Regions from separate parts of the Mus musculus genome. Here region 1 is linked to region 2. A link is a loop called in an ENCODE intact Hi-C map of the cell type or tissue named here. Cell type or tissue: heart. All regions are shown on one strand.

Region 1 (8,000 bases), 54 kb after region 2:
GTAAAAAACAGACATCTTTGATTTCTGATTAAGAAAAAGCACTCTACATCTTTTTTTTTTAAGTTTTCTAAGTTTGTTCCTTCTGAGAGATTAAGTAAAAAACACCTTTAAAATCATGTCAGCCTGCTTAGAATGTACATGTTAAAAAGCAATTTAAGATGAAAAAACTAGCTTTACAGTGTGTACACTTTTTCTCTAAAATAAACTTTTGTGGCTTTAGTGTCTTAGAAGGAGAGTCCTAACATGAAATGGTCATCTCTTAGATTTGGGAGGAAGGAAGCCACTGTTAACTGTGTAGTGTTACAGCATATTGCACAAAAGGTTTTGGTTTTGGTCTGGTGTAGCTTTGGCTGTCCTGAAATGAAACACTCACTATATAAACCACACTTGCCTCACAGAGATCCTCCTGCCTCTGTCTCCTGAATGTTGGGACAAAAGTATGTGCCACCCCTACCCAGCGAGAACAGTTTTTAATGAAAACTGAGCTAGATTGTCCAGTTCTGGTAAACAGTCTTCCAGTCATCTCACAACCATTATTACAACCATGTACAAAGGGACTCCACTCCACTGTCCCTGTACAAGGACTTTTGACAGTTTAGTGCTTAGTAACTAGTCTTAGTTTTCTTCCTTTTAGAAAAACTGTACATTTGATCTCTCAATTCTGTTTGCAAAGCAGTGCAGAAAACTATAATCAAATGTGACATGTCTATAAAATAATTTTGACATAACAGACATGAACAGACATAAGAACGGCTTCCAATGTTAATTGATAATCTATAAATATCATTTTGGAATTTGACTGGTTCACAAATATATCCACAAAATGTTTGCATATGGAATAATAGAAGCATATAAAACATTGTATGTAAATTGCATCTTCATACTAGCAAACAAGTTAACAAATGATAATAAATGCAATTCAGTTTTGGATGTTGGTCCACATTGTCAAGAAGTCATGTAATAATAATAAATACATATTCTACCTGCTACTTGAACCATGAGTTTTGCACACCAGAGGTTTAATGTTTAAGTGTTGGACTTTACTCACTGTATGAAACACTGATGACAAGTCACCAAATCTTCTTAAATAAGGAACTTGCAAAACAATGGGGCTTTTAAGTAATTTTCAGACACTTGATTCTGAAGAGTCATATGGTCATTTTTGAGTTTTAGATGTGGTAATGGACAAAAGCTTGAGAGTGAAGTAAAGCTTTGGAACTTCTCAGGTTGAGAAGAATTTCTGCCCAGGTCCTCTGTTTAGGACCTGCTGCTCCTGGAGCTGGTGAGGTGGCTCAACCAACTTGCTCTGCAAGGCTGAGGATCTGAGTCTACGCCCTAGATCTCATGATGGAAGGAGTGATACCAACTGTACAAAATTGTCCTGACTGTGACATGCATGTGCATGCAAACATGCATGTAAAATAAAAAGGAACTGCTGTTCCTGGGGCTGGGGGATGTCTCATTAAAATCCAAGTGCAAGTGTGTGGATCCAGAGCACCCACTTAAAACAAAGCAAAACTAGGGTTAGTGGCACTGAGGAAATGGACTCATGAGATCCCTAGATCCCTACAGGTTTAGTGAGAGACCACATCTCAAAGCCCGCTGTGGTAGTGTACGTCTTTAATCCCAGTATTTGGGAAGCAGAGGCAGGACGAATTCTGTGTCTCAAGATCAGTTCCGGATACAAAAGTAACTGCTGTTCCTAATAAAATGTGTGTGTGTGTGTGTGTGTGTGTGTGTTCCTGATAAAGGAACATACTAATAAAAATAATTGCTGTTCCTGATAAAAAAATAAATATAATATATGCAATATTAATCTTCTGGGGGGATTAAGATAGCTTGTAAAAAAAGGATATGTATCCTCAATCTAGAAAAACATTTATGTCATACACTTTAAATTTCCAAATTATCTCAGCCACAGAGTGGTGGTAGTGGTGCACTCCTTTAATCCCAGCACTCCAGAGGCAGAGACAGATCTCTTCACCTGCTTTACAGAACAAGTTCCATGACAGCCAGAGCTACACAGAGAAACCCAGTCTCAAAGTCTCAATGAAATGCACATATTCTAAAAGTCTTAGATGGTTAAGCTACAGTCAGCTGTTCATGAGTTGAAAATTTGAAAGGGTTTCTTAAAAAAAAAAAAAAGCTCTCTAGTTAGGTAATATGAGGAAGGAGAATGTTTTAGAGGTAAGAAAGGACTGTTATAAGCATGTCTTTACTAACTTATCTACAAAATTTCCCCCTTTGGATAAAGACATAGATTCAAGATGGTTCACACAGCCCGGAAGTCTCACAGGCAGCATGATGTCAGCAGAGTGAGCACACTTTCCGCAGTGATGCTTTGGCCACCTGTTTAATCTCACTGTCAACAGGATAAAACTGATTTCCTTAGTGATCAGAGATGACAAGAATATAAAATTAATAGAAGATAACATAAACTAAATTGTAATCCATTGCTAAAAGAAGAAAACATTGAAATCACATTAAAAAGTCTAGTAGCCAGGTGAGTACTAGTGAAACAGAGGGAGGGTGTCCATTGCAAGTAAGTACAAAGTCAGGTCTACAGAGACCTTGTCTTAGTAAGTAAATAAAAACCTAAACACTGATAGCTACTTTAATGACATCATATTTGCCAGTTTGAAGAGTATTTGTGGCTTATAGAAGATCCAAAAAAAAAAAAGATGTAGTAGAGAAAAAGTTATGCTAAGAACATACAAAAAGGTAAGTGAAAGGCTAAGAAAAAATGATTCTACAGGTTAAAAAAATGTTTCTGTAAATATGAGTAGTATAAATTAAAACTTTAGAGCATAAAGAGGGTATTCTTTGATTATAGAGAATTCATTAGAAATATATATGAGCTCTGACACAGGTCTGAGAACATAGACTGCAGCTGACAATGAAGTGATAACACAAGGCAAATATATAAAGCAACAAAAAGTAACGAGGGCATGGATTTATATCAACAGACTATTAATGGGCTCTGATAAACTTTAAATACATGTGAAATATTTACAAAAACTCTGAGGCCACAAAATAAAGCCCAGGAATACCAAAGACATCTGCAAGACTTTTAAGCAACAGTCTAAATCATCTATGAAACTAGATCGGGTAGCACACATCTAAAATCTAGCTCTGGAATTCAAGGCCAGCCTGAGGTGCATAGCATGACCCTGAGTCATAATAATCTTATTTGCCTATTAAGACACTGCAAGGGAAATTCTAATATGCCAGTGTGCTTGAAATTAGAATTCTAGAATGTTAAATCATGTTGAAAATTGAGAGTGCTTCTATGAATGTAAACATTCCTTAAACTACAAATGAATCCATTAAATTGCAGGTTTTTGTTTTTGATGTGCAATCATTCCTGTGTGTACGTAAATTACGTGTTCATTATAAAGTATCTTCACACAAGCTCCATCCGGCAGGCACGGTGCTTTGTTTTCAAACAGCTTTGAGAAAGTTCTGTACATGAGATCAGCTTTTTTGTTTGTAGATTTTATTTTTATAACGTGAGTTTATGTGAGTATAGGTTTGTGTACATGAGTGCTATGTCGATAGGAGCCAGAAGGTGGCATCAGAGCCCCTGGACGTGGATAACAGGAGGCTAGCTGACAGCATTGAGTACTGATAGGCAAATATGGCTCTCTCCCACAGCAGCTAGGTCTCACTCACTATGTCGGTATCTCCTACCCCTGAGATGTGCACAGTGTCTGAAAAGCATGAAACTTGTGAAGTGATGCCTTGCTTGCAGGATAACGTGTTCATTTAAATATGTGTGGAGGTTGGCCTTAATTGTCTCAAGGATACTGCAGCCAAAGACAAAAAGGTCCTAAATGAGGACCTCACTCAGCATAGAACCTTTTAAAAGTGCCCGCTAGCCTATTCCTCTTATTCCTAACTATAAATTGCCCTTGGAGACACAGGCCCCCACTAAGACGACTCATCTTTGTTGATAGACCCCCTGACCACCCAGGTGCCATCATCTCTGATTTGCTGTCTTTCCAAATGAATCTTTCCTTGCCTCACTTCTTGTCCTGGAATCACTGGCATTTGGGGATAGCAATCTAGACCTGGATTGGAACACTATTAGGAGTTGAGATAAAACACAGACACAGAGAGAACACACTATTGAGGATCTTCAGAAAACAAGTCACTACTTTGGATCTTTTTGCATCTGATTAAAAAATCTCAAAACAATTAGGCTAAAAAGCAAACCCCTGTCGGATTATTTACTAGCAACTAATGTAAAGATCCATACCACTACTCTTTCTTCAAAACATTTTTAGAGGAAAATGACTTAGCCTAGGTCACTCACATATGGCTCAAAATAAATTTGTAAGATTGGTAGCCCAGGTTAGCCTGGAACTCCTTAGAGTCCAAGAATGGACTGACTCAACCCCAGTGCGTCGCTGTGTCCAACCTTTAATATCTGTCCGGGCAGCGGGTTGCTGGGAAAGAAGAAACTAGAACCCAAGGACATGTCCACGCTTGGAAAGCATTTTACCACTTAGGTACATCCCCAGGCTTTTTTTACTTTAGAGTCGGTGTTTTCCCTATACAGTTCATCTTAAAGCACCACACATTAATAGCTGTAAAAAAGGAAAATGGCACAACGGTGTACATGGTGGGCTGGCGGGTTCGGGGCTGTTCTAAGGAAAGTAATGGACTTTTCCCCCTAGTTCTCTTTAGGCCAAACCTACACACTTATTTAAAAGACTTTCTGCGGGAAGCCAAAGCCCTATTATCCTTCAGGTCAAAACGTAACCTATTATTAGCGTCCGCGCTACGGTCAGTCGTACACTGACCGCTTTCCGTCAAACTTAAAACCCACTTCCGGCCTAGAGCGAGGGAAAGCCCCTGCTGCGCATGCGTGTCGGTCTCCGCCTCTAAGAAGTGGAGAGTGTGCTGACGTCACCGCCAGGCTGGCTCGTTCGGAGACCGGCGGGAATTTTTCAAAATGGGAGCTCCGGGGCGCCGCCCAGGCCTCGGGAGGTACCGGGGGTACCTTTCGGTGGCGTTGGCGGCGTCGCCAGCGGCGGCGTAGAGAAGGCGTCCTGATGGGCGCCAAGACCTGCTGGCTTCTCGGAGCGCTGCCTCGGAGGGACTGCGAGAAGGCCGAGCCCCGGGCGCCGGCGGCTCGGGAACATGGCGGCGTGCATCGGGGAGAGGATCGAGGTGAGGCCGGCGGGCGCGGAGCTGAGGGAAGGTCCGATGGAGGCGGACTCTGGTATTCCGGGACCCAGTGAGCTGAGGTGAACCGAGCGCAGTGCTGAGGGGAGGTCCATTGTGGCTCGGCACAAACACACGGGAGACCAGACGGGTTAGCGGGCTGAGGCTGAGGCCCAGTCTGGCTCAGGCGCTCACTGGTGCTCAGTGACACTAGTAAAGCGGGGATGAGGCGGGCAGGCGCGGTGGCGGTGGCGGGGCTGATCGCCGAGGGACAGGCGAAGCGACCCGCCCCCTGGAGCCCCGCCCGGAGGGGAGCGCCTTGTACCCCGCAGGTGTGTCTCCAGCTGCGGGCCCCGCCCGGTCCTGGTCCCTTGGCGTCGGGTCCGCACTCCCGCCTCCAAAGCCGCGCTCCGCTTGCCCCCTCCCCGGGGATGGCGGTTACCGTGGCGGGAGCTGCGGCGGGAACCTGGTGGGCCAGAGGAGGGACCCGAGCTAACCAGCTCATTAGAGTCCTTAGCCTCCATCAGGGAGGGAGCTCAGAAAATCTCTCAGAGCGTCAAGATGCCTTCCACCCCAGACACCTGCATCATCGAGGTGTGGCAGCTGCTTGAACCATGTCTCCTTTTCTCTTTGGCCCATTTCACATCCCATCCCCTACCCAACTTTCTTACTTTCTAGATCTGCGATTCCTCACGTGTAATCCTTAATTTTTTTTTTAAAAGGACTTTAAGGTTGGAAATCTACTCGGTAAAGGATCATTTGCTGGTGTCTACAGAGCTGAGTCCATACACACTGGTTTGGAAGTTGCAATCAAAATGGTAAGAATGTATTAGTTATTGTTTCTTCAGTATTTTTGCAAGGTACTAGAGAGCAATGAAGGCATGCTATTTAAAATGTCCCACTCATTATCTGCTAAAGACTGCACCTTGCCACCCTGCCAAATGTGTGCATTTGTAATAATTGCATAATACATTGCATAACCAAAAGACAGCTGTTAAGTACAGCATCTGAATTTAAGGACATTTAAGAGACTCTTAACCTTGCTTAAGTGAAGTTTTATACTTTACTAGGGTTCAGGAGACCAGTACATTTTGTTGCTATGAATACTTAAGGTAATGAGAAGTCAGCAATTTATAATAATAATATGCTCATTTGTGGCTGTAACGGTCCAAGAATACCATTATGGTCAGCCTGTGATCCCAGTTCTGAAGAGTTGGGAAAAAGAAAATCCTAACTCCAGGGCCAATCTCTGCTATCACATAAATGCACTGGACATACTGGGAATGTACTCTGTTAGGTCGAGGGCAGAGCACAGATAGGAGTAAACTGACTTCAAAGACTATATTAAAAAAAAAAGACTTCTTACAATTATAGGTTGTTGTTTGAGCTTTTGTCTGGGCTTAGGGGTATAGCTAGGTGGTAGAGTGCTTTTCTCTAGCATGCACAGGGCTCTAGATCAAGCCACAACCATAAAAATCAACAAATAAATCTGCCCTCTTATTTTTAGATAGATAAGAAAGCCATGTACAAAGCTGGAATGGTACAGAGAGTCCAAAATGAGGTGAAAATACATTGCCAGTTGAAACACCCCTCTGTCTTGGAGGTAAGATACCAGATGTATTAAAGTAGTTAAGGAAAGCTGGATGTTCGTATAGTTGACGGCACCCTTTTCTGTTTTAGCTCTATAATTACTTTGAAGATAACAATTATGTCTACCTGGTATTGGAAATGTGCCACAATGGAGAAATGAACAGATATCTGAAGAACAGAATGAAGCCTTTCTCAGAAAGGGAAGGTGGGTGTCTTTTGGGGGTTGGGGTGTGGAATTTGTCTCTCTCTGTTCTGTTTGGTAAAACTTGGCTTTTCAATGTGTGGTTTTGAAAAATGTGGTATTTTTATAACATTTGTGTAATTTTGTTTTGTTGATGCAAGGACTCTGGCTGTCCTAGGCTGGTCTCAAACTCACAGTTTACCCCTCTCTCATGAGTGCTGGGATTAAAAGTATAAGCCACTACACCCAGATTAGTAATACATATTTAAATTTATTTTATTTTATTTTTTTGCATGTATTGAGTCTTTACCTGCTTGTGTGTCTGTACACTGTATGTGTGCCTGGTGCTCAGGGAGTTCAGAGGAAGAAATTAGATCCCCTGGAACCTGATTGTGAGGTACCATGTGAGTGTTGTGAATCCAGGTCCTCTGGGTGGTGAGCTAGGACTCTTATCCACTGGGCCATCCTTTCAGCCTCAACAATTTCTTTTCTGTTTTTAAGGCATGTGTATAAGTGTGCCTCTGTCTATGAGTATGTGCATGTAGTGTAGGTAGGGGTCCCTGCCCTTGGAGGGTTAACATGGATACTGGGAATAGAGTTTGGGTCCTTTGCAAGAACAGTATGTATCTCTTTATCAGCTGTGTCATCTCTCCAACCACAGATAAAACTATTTTAAATTTAAAAAGGAGAACTCCCCACAAAACTGGCATTTATAAATCAAGTATTACAAAAGTAGAGAGATTTGTAAGCCTTCTGTTCTCTAAAAACAAATTTAAATTAAATTATTAGTAACAGTTTATAGAAAATCCTTTCAAATCTGGAAAATAACTTAGAATGTCTTTGACTAACATTTCCAAATAAACATTATGAACATTTACTATATATGAAAGGTCTGAAACGCAGAGAACTATGCTTATTACTTATTGCTTATTAGCTTATTAGTCAACTTCTGAAAGGATGGAGTGATTCAGACTCCCCAGGTAACATATCTTTGCAATGCAGATTTTTAAATGCACATAGCAACAAAGCTTTTTTTCACACATAATAATATTTTTTATGA
Region 2 (8,000 bases):
ATTTAGACTCATTAATAGTGGATGCTAGAGAGGGGAAATCCAGTTAATTCTAGAAGCTGGGAGTACAGCTCACTGGTAAATATGTGCTCAGTATGCATGGGGTTCTGGGCTAACCAAAACTATAGTCAACTACATTATGACCCACTAGTTGAGATAATATTTTAAATAGTTCATTCAAAGACATCTGCTGAAAGATTTACAAATCTGAACCCAGGAGTGGTAGGCATGTAAAAAAAGGTGGTGGTATAAACAAATCAAACCTAGCTAAGTGCTTGCAGGCTTTGAAAGGAAAAAAAAAAAAAAAAAACGCTAACTTTTGTGTATTTGGGAAAAATTTAGCCCCCTGTTTACTTGTCTTGTGATTTTACATACATTCTGGTCTCTTCCTTCTTAATATAAGTTTTACAGGAGGAGGCTTGAATGTGACATTAGTTATATTATGCTTAGGTAGGTAAGTTTGCTTACATATGAGGTTCAATAATCACAAATCCACAAGTGTATCAGTCACTTACTGGTGATACCAGAATAAAGATGGTATGTTTAATCTTCATTGCTCACTCTTCTTTCTCACCTGCTTGAAAATTTGGGCAAGAGTATAGCTAAAATAATTTCTAAAAGAAATTTTATTAAGGTATCATATGAATGAATTATAAGACATTGAATACTGTCTTAGGATTTCTATTGCTGTGGAAAAAACCCTATGCCCCAAAACAATGTGGGGAGAAAAGGGTTTATTTTGCTTACCCTCCACATCTCAGTCCATTGTGAAGGAAAGTCAGGGCTGTAATCTGGAGGTGGGAGCTCATGAAAAGGCCTTGGGGTGCTGCTTGGTGTCATGCTCTCCAGGCCTGCTCACATTGCCTTCTCTTACACCCCAGGCTTGCCTCACATCAGTCACCTACGAAAATGCACCACAGGCCAGCCTTGTGGGGACGTTTTCTCATCTGAGGTTCCCATTTCCCAAATGATTCTACCTTGTGTCAAGTTGGCATATAACCAGCCAGCACATTAATGAAACAACTATTTAACTCTAGAGATTAAAGGTGTTTGGGGGAAACAGACCAGTCTAAGCTATTTAAGTCAGTTGCAGATTGCTTTCTGAGAATGTATGAGGTCTTGGGTTCAATCCCCAGTTGAGGGGGGAAAAACAAACAGAAACAGTAAAGAGCAGATTGAACAAAAAACTAAGACATAACAACGAAGGCAAGTAAACCAAAAGCTGGTTCTTTTAAATAGTAATGATAAGAACCAAGAAAAAGACACAAGGAATATTAAGACTGGAGAAAGACAAAAACTATAAAAGAAGAGCACTGACTTAAATAAACCAATGTCTGTCAACAAATTTGAAGTTGATAAAATAGTAATTTTTGATAAAAATATGACTTGATTGAAAAATAGTACAAGACATGAATAAACTACCCACTAAAATAATGTAACCAGTGGTCATAAATCTTTGTCAGAGAAAACAGGAATCTCGTTCTAATTCTACAAAACTCATGTCAGATGGTTTAAATGAGAATGACACCATAGGCTCATATATTTGAAGACTTGGTCTCCAGTTGTTGGAACTATTTGAAAAGGATTATGGGCCTTTTGGAGAAGGTATGTCACTGGTGATGGGCTCTGAGATTTCAAAAGCCCAAACCATTTCCATTTAGCTTTCTGTGCCTTCCTTTTATGGATCAAGACATATGCTCTCAGCTACTGCTCCAGTGCCGTGCCTGCCTGCCTGCTGCCATGCTTCCCACCATAATGGTCATGAGCACGAATACTCTGAAATTGTAAGTTCCAAATAAACTCTACTGTAACTTGTCTTGGTCATCAATTAAAAAAAAAAAAAACCTAAAAAAGCTGGTCTTGATTAAGAGTAAAGGAAGCAAACTGGTCAGTGAATATAGATGCAAATGTTCTACATAATTATCACAAGTGTGACTATGGGTGATTTGTCGGAGGAATAGGAGGGTGTTAAAGAGTTTGTTAATATTTTTCACTGAGTAATAGGTTGAGAATAGGGGTCTCATTCAATGATTAGCATTTGCTAAATTTCAGCATCAAGAAAAGAAAAACTTAGCGAACTAGCAATATTTAGGTTTAAATTTCTTATAAACACAAAATTTTCTGTTAGAGACAAGTATGCTCACTACTATTCCTTATAGTCTACATTTTATTGGTGATCGTACTTATCATTAGAGAAAGCAATAATAAAAGGACAAAATGAAGGAGGTCCTTCACAGGCTATATGTTTTGAAACCGAGAGGGTCCAATAAGCTAAAAGAACCAGAATCTACAATAGAGTGCAGCAAGTTTCCTAGCTACAGGATCAATATAAATTACCATTATCCTTATATTCCAATAGCAGCTAAGCATAGTTATATTGACATGTTGATGTCATGCATAAATGCTGTGTTTACATTTAGCCTGAAAACAGTCCAGGGAGTAATATTATCTTAAGAGACACTGAGCCCACGGCTTGGAAAGTAATTGCCAAAGGTCCTAGAGGCAGTAAAGGTTATGTATGCCTGGGGTTACTACATGAATCCATGTAACTTCCAAGTGCTTGTCCTGTTTTAACTACTAAGTACTCATTTCCTCCTGTTAGCTGTAAAGAATCAGAACTCTTTGTTCCTGGCATCAATGCCTTCTTTTTACTTAATATTTTAAGGGTTTAATAGGAAAAAAAATTTTTACACGTGAGATTCCAAAAACATCATACACAAATAAAATGAAATTCGTGGTCCTAGGAGAGCTTCAAGATATCCAGGAATAAATCTAGCCAGCGGCAGATCATTATCCCTTAGGATAATGGCTAAATGGGGCAACTTAGTAGTGGAAGCCACTGAGACCCAGAGTTCTGAGGGGCCAGAAGCATCCAATCCCTGCTCTGTGTGCGCACAGCCTGCTGGGAAGCCAAGGTAGGTGGTCTCCTAAGAAAGTGCTGAGTGGGTCAGAGCATGCCCCCTGCAGACTCTGAAGTCAAAAAAGATTCTTTAGAGACACTAGAGTTGGAACAATAGTGGCGTCCCAGTTGACTTGGTATAGTTCCTAAAATGTATTTTGTATTCATTATAGCAACAGCGGGGGCTATTGCCACACTTGCTGCTGCCGCCCTAACAGCAGTGTTAATAGTGAAGCGATTGAGTAACTTAAGAAGGAGCACAAATACGGACTATGAGAGTACTGAATATGCGGATAAAAATTCCGTGTCAAATTCCAAGGTGAAACAGGAAGCACACAAAAACTTGGACGAGCTGGAAGAGGGATTACACAAGGAATTGGATGAGAAGGGTCACCAGACACAGGAACTGGACGAGAAGGGTCAGAATGTACATGAAGAACTAGATAAGAAGAGCCCACAGATACATGAAGAACTGGACCCTAAGGAACGTGGGACACAGGGGCTGGATAAAAAAGAGCCAAATTCACACTGGGATGTGCATGGAAAGGACCAGGACCGCCAGACTTCGTAAGCATGAGCTAAAACTTGTTCAAGTGCACACAGGCAGCACGCCTCCTCACAAGGCAGGCTTCTTCTCTGAAGCTCCCTGGGCAAGCAGGCCAGGGCCTAGAAAACCACTTTTTCATGGAGGAAGGTGACAGGTTGGGACCGGGCGCAGCAGGGTAGCTCTGAGAAGCGGGCGACCCTGGCACCGCACAATGGGCACCACCTCACAGAGGGGCTGCAGGAGGAGCCTCAGCACGAGCCGCACGCGGGCGGCCCCTCGGGGCTGCGAGGCCGGCGGTGAGATCCCAGGCTGTGGCTCTCGGGGACCCTGGGAGGATGCGGGCGGCCAGAGCGAGCGGTGCTGCGGAGAGCAACGCGGAGGAGGGAGGCGCTGCTAGGAGGGCGGCGCTTAGAAGAGCGTCCGCGAGACACCGCTGCCCCGGCGTTGCCGGGAGACGGCTTCGCCCCCCCCCCCCAGGCGTCGCCCGACCGCTGCCCCGCCCCGTCCCGCCCCGCCCTGCCCCGCGGCTCCGCGGCCTCCCCTCCCTCTTTCCAGCTCTTTCTCGAACCTGCCACTCCGCAGCGAGCCGTTGCCGAGCGCTGACGGGAGCGGCCGAGGGCGAGGCCGCCCAGCCTCAGCCGACCGGTGGCTCGCGCCTCCCGGGGCCGAGCGCGCAGGCGCAGACCGCAGTAACTGCCGGTTGGGGGCGGCGAACCGCAGTGGAGACTAGGCGGCGGGCCGGGCGGAGGCGGCGCGGCTCAGGCGGGCGGCTCCACCTCCGCAGTTCCGACGCCCTGCCCTAGATTTTCCGATAGAGAGTGGGTCCTCTCCTTTGCTTCTCGCAGGAGTCGCAGCGCCCGCAGTGGGGACCCGCAGCGGGACGCGGTCTCCGCAGCCCGAGCCTTAAGCGGGATGTCGGTGGTGGGCATTGACCTCGGCTTCCTCAACTGCTACATCGCTGTAGCGAGGAGCGGCGGCATCGAGACCATCGCCAACGAGTACAGCGACAGGTGCACGCCGTAAGTGCCGCACGCCCCCTTTCCTGGGGTGGGGCCCGGGACGCCCCCTGTGACAGGTGCAGCGTCTACAGCCAGACGAGGAGGGCAGGGGCTTCCCTCTGGCTGCTCGGCTCGCCTCATCTCTGCTTGCCGCAGACATCCCTGACCCTGGGGCCCCTGCGTTGGGCTGCAGGAGGCCATGGGGGGGCCACCTCGGCATGGCGTCCTGGACAGGGAAGAAAGGTCTGAGGCAACCAGAGAGGGGTGACCTGGGATTATCCTGTACTAGGAAGTCGGCTAGAGCTCTGCATTCTGCCCTCCCTCCCCCATCTCCTGAGCGACAGCTTTCTCAGAAAAGTGACCCCTGGTTATTGCACACCTAAGAAAACGAAGGGCAGTTTTCCTAACACTAGAAGTCATTGGCTTTATTTATTTATTTATCTGTCTGTGTGTTTATAGAAAGGAGAGATGAGGTGGTGTCCTTGAGAATTTGAGATGATCTGACCAGTTTCCGGAGGGATTAGGTTAACGGTGCATTCACTATGAGACTCGGACAATGGGAATCTTAGCTGTACATTGGCAGTATCTTTCAGTTAGTGGAAATTGCCGTTGTTAGAAGCTACTACCCAAAGTGCGTGTCTACAGAGTGAATTGTTGGTGAGTCAGAGGCAACGATCCTGTGTAAACAGGATTGTGGAGTGTTTCCATTATGAACTCTTGATGAAAGACTATGTAGCATTATGTCATGGAAACGTGTGTCCACACGTTCACTTCTTTCTCCTTTCTGGAAAGTTTGTTGGCAAAGAACACAACTAATACTTGCACAAGAAAAAACTCTTTGTACACTCTTGTTCACCTATAATTTGATGAGGAAAATTTTGTTCATGTGTTTTTTTTTTTTTTTGGAAAGATGAATGATCCATACTATATTTTTAAATTAAACTAATTCAGCCAAGATCAGTGTAAAACCATCTTTAAATGATGAGGTTAAAATAGTTCTAGTAGTTTAAGAATGTGACAGTATGTTTCAGAGTAGCTTTAGTGAATACAGAATGCTTTGATTTCTTTCCAAATGTAGTCTGCAATGTTTTAGGCCTCCTCTTTTTCTAGATTGACCCATCACATCTCTATTGAAATTCTAGATAAACAAATGTGAACATTAGCCACATAACCACCATAATTCCAGGACCAATAATTTACTCATGATTTATTAATTTATTAAGTATATATTATGAAAAATTATTAAACTTAGAAATATAGGTACATGAAGAGGCAAAATTAAAAATTAAAATTCTATCCAAAAATAAGACTTTTAGGTAGTTTTCTATTTGTTTCTAAAGTAGAAAACTTGACGTTATGTTAACTAACCTCTATGTAAGGTATTTCTATTCCATTGTTTTAGTGTTTGTATAATCATTAATTCCATCCCATATTCTGCTTTCAGGTTGCTCATATTTTATTTTTGCAGATGTTACAATAAGTACCTTTTTGTTTACTTTTACTTTGTAGATTTGGGGTTGGGTTTCATGTGTTTGAGGAGTAACATTCAGTGGATGAAAACTACTGCGGACTTTTGAGATTATTTTGCTTCAGACAAATAATCAATGCCCATATTTGCTATTTTTGTTCTTTCATTTAAATTTGTTTAGGGGGTTTTAAGGGCTGATAGTACAAACTGTAACATAGCCAAACCTAAGACTGCTCTAAAATCTTCAAGTATTAATACAAAACAAAACAAAACGGTTCCCCAGTCACTTCTTTGATCTTGATCTTAGGGTGAGGAATCTGATATTACATAATAGGTATATACACTTGTGATATCTCACATACCATTAATAGTCTTTTTAGCCTATGATCATTATACTAATTAATGACCATCACTTCGATTTGGTAAAACTTTTCATTTAGAGAAGTGGGTGTCAGGTAGTAGTTAGCAGGTTCTAGGTCCACACATTTATCATTAAAAGAACCTTAAAATGGTTGTGCATTTATATTTGTGTTGGGACTGGGTGAATTTTAATTAAGGTCATATCCTAAAATAATTAGCCTAATAATTTAATAGTTAATATGCATCTGCAATGGCTGATCAGTTTCTGGTTTTGATTTTTGAGACAAGGTTTTGGATAAACAGCTCAGTCTGATCTTGGACTTGATTTTCCTGCCTCAGCATCCTGAGTACTGAGCTGAAAGGCATGCATTCCCATGCCTAATACCTGATCAGCTTTTTAAATATTTGTCTGTGTGATTTCTGTTGATGGACTCAAGTTATGAACTAATTTAATTATAAGTTATGTTTAGTAAGCATTTGAAAGCTTGTATTATTTTCCATTTGTTAAAATATTTAATCATTCTGGCCATAATAAAAGATTTGAATTTTATGTTGTAACTAAATTGTATATGCCTAGAGTATTTTTTTTTCTAAAAAGGATGTTAGAAAGCCTTTAGCAACAAGATGCCATTCTGAGAACATTTTTCCCGTTTCATCTTCTCCCATGACACACCCACCCTCCCACCCCCCAGATAAACAGTATTCAGATGTCCTTTTCTCAACTTAAGTCCTTTTACTTACAAACACTGAAAGTCTCTCAAGAGCAAAATGTTTCACAGCTTACTTTAATGGCTAAAGAATCATGTTTTAGAACTCTTGAGATCTATGCCAAGGCAGTGGCTCTCAGATGTTATCCATTTTGCCCTCACAGGGACATCTTACACTTAACTGAAAATTCTTTTGTTGTCACAGTTGACAGTGGGAGTAAAAAGGGTGCTATTAGCATCTTGTGGGTAGAGGTCAGCATACAGCTGTTCAGTATAGCCCCACTTGCCCAACAAAAGAAGTATCTGGCTCAGATTGCCATGTTTGAGAAAGTCAGCTCTCCGGACACCTTAGCACTGTACTTGAAACAAACAAGTTGCTTAGCTGTTGAAAATTTGATTCAGAGCCAAACTGGCAACATAGAAGAGGGTCAGAAAGGCTCACCAAGGGAGTGAGCTTGCTGGCTATCTCATATCACTATTCATTAAGCAACAACACAGTGACAGAAGAACTAAGAATATTGTGATCTGTGTCCCTGATAGGGGACAGCGAAGAGAAAAATAGGGCTTTTTTTAAAAGCTTATATAACAAAATTGAGAGGAACAGGCAGATGAAGAGATGGCCAAATCAAGGGCCTCAGTTAAATAATTTCAGCCCTTAAGCCATACTCTGGAATATAACCTTTGTTTTGTATTATACATCACCATATAACTATTACTACTACTATAATATCACTCAGAAACTTAATGGATTCTCTCTCATTACTTGATGCAAATATTTCAGATTTACAGTCTGACCTTGATAACTGTCTTAATCAAATCCTCTTATGAAACTAGCCAAGTTGTATTATTCCTAGTTACCATACAGCTCCACTTTTCTGTTCATTTTACAAGGGCCCATACTGTGTACCTACCAGTCAGTGATTCTGGCCAGTGCTGTGCAGGAGAACTTTCTATCATGTATATTTGTTCTCTGTTTACTTGGGTTTTTATAGCTACTAGCTACATGTGTATGTAAGGGACCTGG

What was found. Peaks named below come from ENCODE experiments on the same cell type or tissue, not always from the same donor. Only the 100,000 strongest peaks of a DNase experiment are listed, where the experiment ranks them.
Region 1: it touches region 2 in a loop (3-fold over the local background); 9 of 42 quality-filtered maps call a loop at or near these places.

Annotation. Positions count from the first base shown.
Region 1 is chr3:40,795,109-40,803,108 of GRCm38, forward strand. Plk4 (polo like kinase 4) reads left to right here and starts at 4,843. Exons shown (of 16, transcript NM_011495.2): 1 at 4,843-5,175; 2 at 5,892-5,987; 3 at 6,677-6,772; 4 at 6,850-6,964. The coding sequence starts at 5,146. It also overlaps a transcript of Hspa4l not described here. In heart, CTCF peaks have their summits at 3,567 (motif pointing right) and 4,977; a DNase peak (open chromatin) is centred at 4,903; H3K4me3 peaks cover 2,348 bases; H3K27ac peaks cover 1,638 bases.
Region 2 is chr3:40,741,323-40,749,322 of GRCm38, forward strand. Hspa4l (heat shock protein 4 like) reads left to right here and starts at 4,291. Exons shown (of 19, transcript NM_011020.3): 1 at 4,291-4,462. The coding sequence starts at 4,356. In heart, a CTCF peak has its summit at 4,176 (motif pointing right); a DNase peak (open chromatin) is centred at 4,129; H3K4me3 peaks cover 2,559 bases; H3K27ac peaks cover 1,844 bases.